Regions from separate parts of the Homo sapiens genome. Here region 1 is linked to region 2. A link is an interaction called in ENCODE POLR2A ChIA-PET data of the cell type or tissue named here. Cell type or tissue: GM12878. All regions are shown on one strand.

Evidence for each region. ChIA-PET counts read pairs that join two places held together with the same protein. Peaks named below come from ENCODE experiments on the same cell type or tissue, not always from the same donor. Only the 100,000 strongest peaks of a DNase experiment are listed, where the experiment ranks them.
Region 1: POLR2A ChIA-PET joins it to region 2 with 6 read pairs; 1 of 35 experiments calls an interaction of 5 or more read pairs at or near these places.

What each region holds. Positions count from the first base shown.
Region 1 is chrX:47,511,447-47,515,446 of GRCh38, reverse strand. It overlaps LOC124905183 (a long non-coding RNA gene), which reads left to right and starts at 1,586. Exons shown (of 2, transcript XR_007068224.1): 1 at 1,586-1,745. It also overlaps the pseudogene NUS1P1. RefSeq lists enhancers at 1,676-2,175, 2,176-2,677. In GM12878, no CTCF peak of the experiment used is centred here; no DNase peak of the experiment used is centred here; H3K4me3 peaks cover 569 bases.
Region 2 is chrX:46,796,512-46,800,511 of GRCh38, reverse strand. No RefSeq gene overlaps it. Among named protein-coding and RNA genes, the nearest start is that of RP2, 39 kb to the left of the region's middle. RefSeq lists enhancers at 3,629-3,678, 3,769-3,818. In GM12878, a CTCF peak has its summit at 3,728 (motif pointing right); a DNase peak (open chromatin) is centred at 3,752.

The DNA.
Region 1 (4,000 bases), 710 kb before region 2:
TGATGTAATCAACTTATTTACACCTGCCCCATTACACCTGCCATAAATTGGAGAGCTGGATCATGCCATGTTTTGGCAGGGATGAGGGGACAGAGGAACTTCATGTCCAGTAGTTGAGAGCAGCTCAGACTCCAATAGTTGATCTGTTGGTTTACCTTTTCCTACTCATGCCTGCTCCTGATAAGCTGTGATTCTCTGTATTGCTGTCTTTCCACTTTTTCAGGGCATCAGTTTGCCCTGTGCCCTCAATTCTCTGACAAATCTGGGAAGAGTTGTTTTGTTTCCGTTTGTTCAGCTCTTTTTCTTGTGAGGATGGGAGTGACAACTTCCAAGCTACAAGATAGTGACTGGTGGGCTTCTGGGATATGGGTGCTCTAGGGGTCAGTGGTTAGAGGCCATATGACTGGTGCCTGTGGGGTAGCTTTTGTTCCATGTGGTCTGGGTGGGGCCTTAGTCTTATGAAATCTATGCTTCTTAGTGATTAAGTGTTTGTAATTAAGGGGTTTGGGGATGAAGTAAGTGAGTTTTGGGGGGACAGTAGATGGAAGTGATTATGGATCAGTGTTTGTTAATCAACACCAGATCCTGGGGTCAGTGTTGCTGAGCGTGTGAAGCAGTGATTAGGAGCCTTTGGAAGTCAGAAAACAGGGTGTTCTATGGAGGTGATTTATAGCGTGTGTACTGGGCCAGTGATTCACAGCCCAGAAATGTCAACGATTGCATCTCTAGGAGATAATTATTAAGAAATAGAATATATGACTCTTGAACATCTATAACAACTCCTTCGTGGTGGGTGGAGCAGACTGTGCATTGTAGGATGTTTAGCAGCATCTCTGGCTTCTACAAACTAGATGCTGATAGCACCTCATTGTGAAAATCAAAACAAACGTCTACAGATATTCCTGAATGTCCCGTGGGGGGCAAGACCACCCCCTGTTAAGACTCACTGCTAGACTCTCGGCTCAGCCTGGCATGGTGGCTCACACCTGTAATCTCAGCACTTTGGGAGACTGAGGCGGGCAGATCACCTGAGGTCAGGAGTTGGAGACCAGCCTGGCCAACATGGTGAAACCCCGTCTCTACTAAAAATACAAAAATTAGCCAGGTGTGGTGGTGCATGCCTGTAATCCCAGCTACTCGGGAGGCTGATGCAGGAGAATCACTTGAACCCAGGAGGTGGAGGTTGCAGTGAGCCAAGACCGCGCCCCACTGTACTCCAGCCTGAGCAACAGAGCGAGACTTTGTCCCATTAAAAAAAAAAAAAAAAAAAAAAAAAAAAGACTCACTGCTTTAGAGAGAAGGCCAAAAGCTCACACTGAATATAAATGATTTAACTCACCTAATAATGAAAGAGGATCTCAGATTGGATATATGAATGAAATAGAGCTATATCCAAGCTTAAGGATGGGAATACTTGTAATGGAGAGGTTGAAAATGAAAAAGTGGGAGACGTTTTCGTAAGCATGTTAGGTCCGGTTATGCAGTTCACTGCTGCCCTACACATTCCAATTTGGGGAAGTGACTGGAGGTTAAAGGTCATGAGAATTCAGTTCTGGAATATAGAGGAAGATAACGGTGGAGTGATGTATTCCAGGAGAGCGTGTGGTTGATGGGAAAGTTTGGAGTCTTCATCATGCTGTTAGCAGGCAGCAGATGTTTCATTTCGAGGATGTCTGTGAAAAGACAAGCATCCTTGGCCATGTGGACTGACTTGATTTTAAAGTGAGGTTTGGGGCTGGTGGCAGGTAAGCTGCTTTCTTCTATTCTTTTTGCTTGTATAAAATAGAAGGCATGGGAAGATGGCGGCGGGGGCGAGGTGAGATGTTGGCAGTGGAAAGGGGTTCGGGCTCGGGGGGCGGGGGGACGCGGAGCGATGGCCCGCGCGGCCGCAGGGGCGGATAAAAAGCCGTCGCGCTGCGGGAGTGGGCGGGAGGGAGAGGGGTTGTCCGAGGGCCACAAGAGTATGACGGGGCTGTACGAGCTGGTGTGGCGGGTGCTGCACGCGCTGCTCTGTCTGCACCGCACGCTCACCTCCTGGCTCCGCGTTCGGTTCGGCACCTGGAACTGGATCTGGCGGCGCTGCTGCCGAGCCGCCTCTGCCGCGGTCCTAGCGCCGCTCGGCTTCACGCTCCGCAAGCCCCCGGCAGTCGGCAGGAACCGCCGTCACCACCGGCACCCGCGCGGGGGGTCGTGCCTGGCAGCCGCACACCACCGGATGCGCTGGCGCGCGGACGGTCGTTCCTTGGAGAAGCTGCCTGTGCATATGGGCCTGGTGATCACCGAGGTGGAGCAGGAACCCAGCTTCTCGGACATCGCGAGCCTCGTGGTGTGGTGTATGGCCGTGGGCATCTCCTACATTAGCGTCTACGACCACCAAGGTATTTTCAAAAGAAATAATTCCAGATTGATGGATGAAATTTTAAAACAACAGCAAGAACTTCTGGGCCTAGATTGTTCAAAATACTCACCAGAATTTGCAAATAGTAATGACAAAGACGATCAAGTTTTAAATTGCCATTTGGCAGTGAAGGTGCTGTCTCCGGAAGATGGAAAAGCAGATATTGTAAGAGCTGCTCAGGACTTTTGCCAGTTAGTGGCCCAGAAGCAAAAGAGACCCACAGATTTGGATGTAGATACGTTAGGCAGTTTACTTAGTTCAAATGGTTGTCCTGATCCTGATTTAGTATTGAAGTTCGGTCCTGTGGACAGCACATTAGGCTTTCTTCCCTGGCACATCAGATTGACTGAGATTGTCTCTTTGCCTTCCCACCTAAACATCAGTTATGAGGACTTTTTCTCTGCCCTTCGTCAATATGCAGCCTGTGAACAGCGTCTGGGAAAGTAGTGGTCATTGGTTGCGTAATTTGATTTGAGGCTTGTGGAGGAAAGGACCCAAGTGACTCTGATGTTTACAAAGCACCTATGAAACCCTGTACACACCTGGTTCATAATCCTCATAATTTATCAACAAACACAAAAAAGTGTCTTACTTGAGAGTGAGTGTGTGTGTGTGGGTGTGCACGTGCACACATGTGCACGTTTGTATGCATGGAAATAAACTTATAAATGGGGACGTATTGGAGAAGGAAATACATAGACCTACAACTTTGAGCAAATAGCAGTGATGTTTTAGGAACTGAAATGTCACACTTAAAGTCTTCAGCCCAGCTACTTCCCTATTTTTGTGGGGAGAAGAGGGCCTGATTAGAACTGTTCTGGTTGTGTTTGGCGGGAGGGGAATAATTTTTGTTCAGTCCTTCTTAGTGACCAAACTTTAATTTTTAAGAATAATATATTGACTTACTGAACTGAAGCATTCTGAGTTGAAAGGAGCTCCAGAGGAGTGGAGTTCTGTGTTGCTCACATGTTAAAATCTTGCTCACCTTCAGAGCAGAGGGAATACCTATCTTCAGATATCCGTCCATTTTCATCTCTTAATTGTAGTCAAAAGTATGACTTGAGAGTGTTGCTCTGGTATTCTGGGTTCTGAAGTCTGGTATTCTGGTATTCTGGGTTCAAAAGTATGACTTGAGAGTGTTGCTCTGGTATTCTGAGAGTTGCTCTGTATTCTGGGTTCTGAAGATTATTTGAAAAATAACTCCTACTACATTGAAATGCAGACTTTTAAAAATTTAAACATTGGATTAGGCAGTCAAAAAAACCAAGCAAGCATAAAAGGTCAATAAGTTGTAATCTTGATAGTAAAGGTGGAAAACTTATTATAAATGGAAAGAAAGTTTTGGTTTCCTTTTTTGTTTGATGGGCAGTATGCCATATTATACCCAAAGTTCTTTTAAAAAATATTTCCATCAACCATTTTTATTTAAAATAAACATTTGAGGGAAGTTACCAAGGCAGCTTTTTTCCTCAAAAGTAACCTGTTCCTCTTTGGAATAGCACATTTTAGGGGCATGGTTAATACCTGAGATTTTTACTCAGTAAATCCTGATGGTTACTGTGTGTAAAATATCTTTAAGTAGGATTGAAGGCCTCTGTGGGG
Region 2 (4,000 bases):
AGGCAGAGACAGAGGATGCTTGAGCTCAGGAATGCAAGACCAGTCTGGGCAACATAGCAAGACCCCATCTCTACAAAAGAATTTAAAAATTAGCTGGACATGGTGGCGTGTGCCTGTGGTCCCAGGTACTTGGGAGACTGAGATGCGAGGATCACTTGAGCCTGGGAAGTCGAGGCTGCAGTGAGCTCTGATTGCACTCCAGCCTGGGCAACAGAGTGAGACCCTGTCTCAAAAGTAAAATAAAATAAGGATGGTGCTGCTGATGATAGTATGGTGCTTTCATAGAATTGTTGTGAGGATTAAAAGAAACAATGTATGCTAAATCAGAGTAGTTAGTAAGTGCTCAAAATCACTATTAAATAATTGACCAAAGATTAAAATGTTTTGTAATACTGAATTTGATTAACAATTGCTCTTATTTTATTAGGATTTGACAGAATTTCTTGAGATGTTTTACACGACTCAGCCTATTAGCATCTGTTTTCCCCCTGGTAGGATTGACATGTGTTAACATACCCATCGCTAGATTCCTATGGCAAGAACAAGAAGTTCACCTGACGAAGCATGGGCTGATCTACCTGGCCCCTCCACCTGAAAGAACCAAATCTATGATGACATTTATTTTATTTTATTTTATTTTATTTTATTTTATTTTATTTTATTTATTTTGAGACGGAGTTTTGCTCTTGTTGCCCAGGTGGGAGTGCAATGGCATGATCTTGGCTCACCACAACCTCCAACTCTGGGGTTCAAGTGATTCTCCTGCCTCAGCTTCCCGAATAGGTGTGACTACAGGCATGTGCCACTACACCTGGCTAATTTTCTGTATTTTTAGTAGAGATGGGGTTTCTCCATGTTGGTCAGGCTGGTCTCGAACTCCCAACCTCCGGCGATCCACCTGCCTCAGCCTCCCAAATTGCTGGGATTACAGGCATGAGCCACTGTGCCTGGCCTTATTTATTTCTTTTTGAGACAGAGTCTCACTCTGTTACCCAGAATAGAGTGCAGTGGTGCGATCTTGGCTCACTGCAGCCTCTGCCTCCTGGGTTCAAGCAATTCTCGAGGCCCAGCCTCCTGAGTAGCTGGGATTACAGGTGTGCACCACCACACCAGCCAATTTTTTTGTTGTTGTATTTTTAATAAAGATGGAGTTTCACCATGTTGGCCAGGCTGGTCTCAAACTCCTGACCTCAAATAATCTGCATGCTTTGGCCTCCCAAAGTGCTGGGATTACAGGCATGAGACATCATGCTGGCTTATGATGACATTTTCAAGGTAGCATTTATTAAAGACCTTCTCCCTTTCCCACCTTTCAAGGCAATGTCTGTAAGTTGACTCCTCGCTCATAATTTTGATGTGATTCAGAGTCTCTGTAAAGCTCTAAGGCTTCAGGCAATAGAAGTTTTATGTAATTTTTTTTTCTTTTTTTTTTTTTTTGAGACAGAGTCTCACTCTGTCACCCAGGCTGGAGTGCAGTGGCATGAACACAGCTCACTGCTGCCTCAAACTCCTGGACTCAGGGTCTCCTCTCACCTTGGCCTCCCAAAGAGCTTGGACTACAGGCACACACCACCACACCCAGCTAACTTTGTTATTTTTGGTAGAGACGGGGGTCTCGCTATGTTGCCCAGGCTGGTCTCAAACTCTTGGCCTCAAGGGATCCTTCCTCCTTGGCCTCCCAAAGAGCTGGGATTACAGGCATGAGCCACTGCACCCAGCCTCTTTTCCCAACTCTTACACTGCCCTTAAAAATAATACACTGCCATGGCCCAGCACAGTGGCTCACACCTGTAATCCCAGCACTTTGGGAGGCTGAGGCCGGTGGATTGCCTGAGCTCAGGAGTTCGAGACCAGCCTGGATAACATGGTGAAACCCCATCTCTACTAAAATACAAAAAAATTAGCTGGGTGTGGCAGCGTGCGCCTGTAGTCCCAGCTACTCAGGAGGCTGAGACAGGATAATTGCTTGAACCCAGGAGGCAGAGGTTGCAATGAGCTGAGATCACCCCACTGCACTCCAGCCTGGGCAACAGAGCAAGACTCCGTGTCAAATAATGATAATAATGATAATAATAATAATAATAATAATACAGCGCCCTGTAAAAAATATTTTCAGGCCAGATGTGGTGGCTCACACCTGTAATCTCAGCACTTTGGAAGGCCAAGGCAAGAGAATCTCTTGAGGCCAGGAGTTCAAGACCAACCTGGGCAACAAAGCAAGACTCCCTATCTCTGTACTTTTTTTTTTTTTTTTTGAGACAGAGGCTCATTCTCTTATCCAGGCTGCAGTGCAGTGGTGCAATCTCGGCTCACTGCGGCCTCCGCCTCCCGAGTTCAAGTGATTCTCTTGCCTCAGCCTCCCAAGTAGCTGGGATTACAGGCACACACCACCACGCCTGGCTAATTTTTGTATTTTTAGTAGAGACAGGGTTTTGCCATGTTGGCCAGGCTGGTCTTGAACTCCTTACTTCAGGTGATCTGCCCACCTTGGCCACCCAAAGTGCCGGGATTACAGGTGTGAGCCACCGAGCTTGGCCAAAATTTTTTTTAAAAGATAAAATAAATTAAAAAATATATATTTCCAGTGCCACTGACCTCCCCTGTTATAACGAGAGGTCATGACAGGATGGATGTCTCTTATGTACATGTGCTGGAAACAAGTTCAATGTGAAGTGAGAAGACAAAGCAGGAACCTGGGGTGGAGGGAAGGTGAAAGAAACAATAATAAATAAAGATGTAGTCAGAAATTCTTAATTTTAATGCCTTACCCTCCAATGCCCAGGCTTGGACTCTTATGCGTTTTCAGTTTTGCCCATTCACAAATTAGTTTCATCTATAAACACAAAATTGACTCTTCATTCTTAGCTCTCCTTATTTCAAAAGGGCCAAAGAATCTGTAAAGTAATTCTTGTTGTATTTCCACAGATTTTGTTTTTATGTCTGTATTAAAGTTTAAAATAACAACAATAAACAATCTTGTCTGGGGCCGGGCACAGTGGCTCACGCTTGTAATCCCAACACTTTGGGAGGCCAAGGCAGGTGGATCACTTGAGGTCAGGAGTTCAAGACCAGCCTAGCCAACATGGTGAAACCCCCTCTCTACCAAAAAATACAAAAACTTAGCCGAGCATGGTAGCGTGTGCCTGTAGTCCCAGCTACTCAGGAGGCTGAGGTGGGAGAATCGCTTGAGCCCGGGAGGTGGAGGTTGCAGTGAACTGAGATCGCACCAGTGCACTCCAGCCTGGGTGACAGAGTGAGACCCTGTCTCACACACACACACAAAAATCTTGTCTGGTTTTGAAGTGTTTTCAAAAGATTTTCGAAATATTTTACCAGTTTCAAAGAAAACTTGGTATTTAGCATTTTATGTATTATCCACAATTCAACTTATTTGAATGTAATATAATTGCTGTCAGGGAGCTAATGAGAACTGATATACATTTGACTCTTTTGTCCTTTTGCAAATTGCAGTGCCCAAATACAGAGATGTTTCTTTAGGTTTGGGCAAGTCTGGTGAGACCATCTGTGACCTGCACACAGATTTGCTAAAGGACTTTTCTTTAAAAAATAGAACAAGGTGAAAATACTGTAAAGAAAAAAAATTTAGGTAGATGAAATTCTTATCCCATGATGGATGATAGGATGGGAAAGACTAACTCCCTTCATACAGGTCTCATGAATAGGAAACAATACCCATAGCGGCATCGATGGATACAGCCAGCAGGTGGCAGCAGGGGGCCGTGCCAGAAGAATTTACTAACTTGGAAAGGCCCTAGCTAAACTGCAACATGGGCCTTTGGGCTTAGGAGACAGCATCTGTGAGTGGTTGGAAGAGGGTATGATGTGTTTCCCAGCAGAAAAAGAAACGTGAAAGGGTCTTCCAGAAGCCCAGGATTAGCATCTGGTGTCTAAAATGAAGGACCCAGGCCGGGCGCGGCAGCTCATGCCTGTATCCCTGCACTTTGGGAAGCCGAGGCAGGTGGATAGCTTGAGCCCAGGA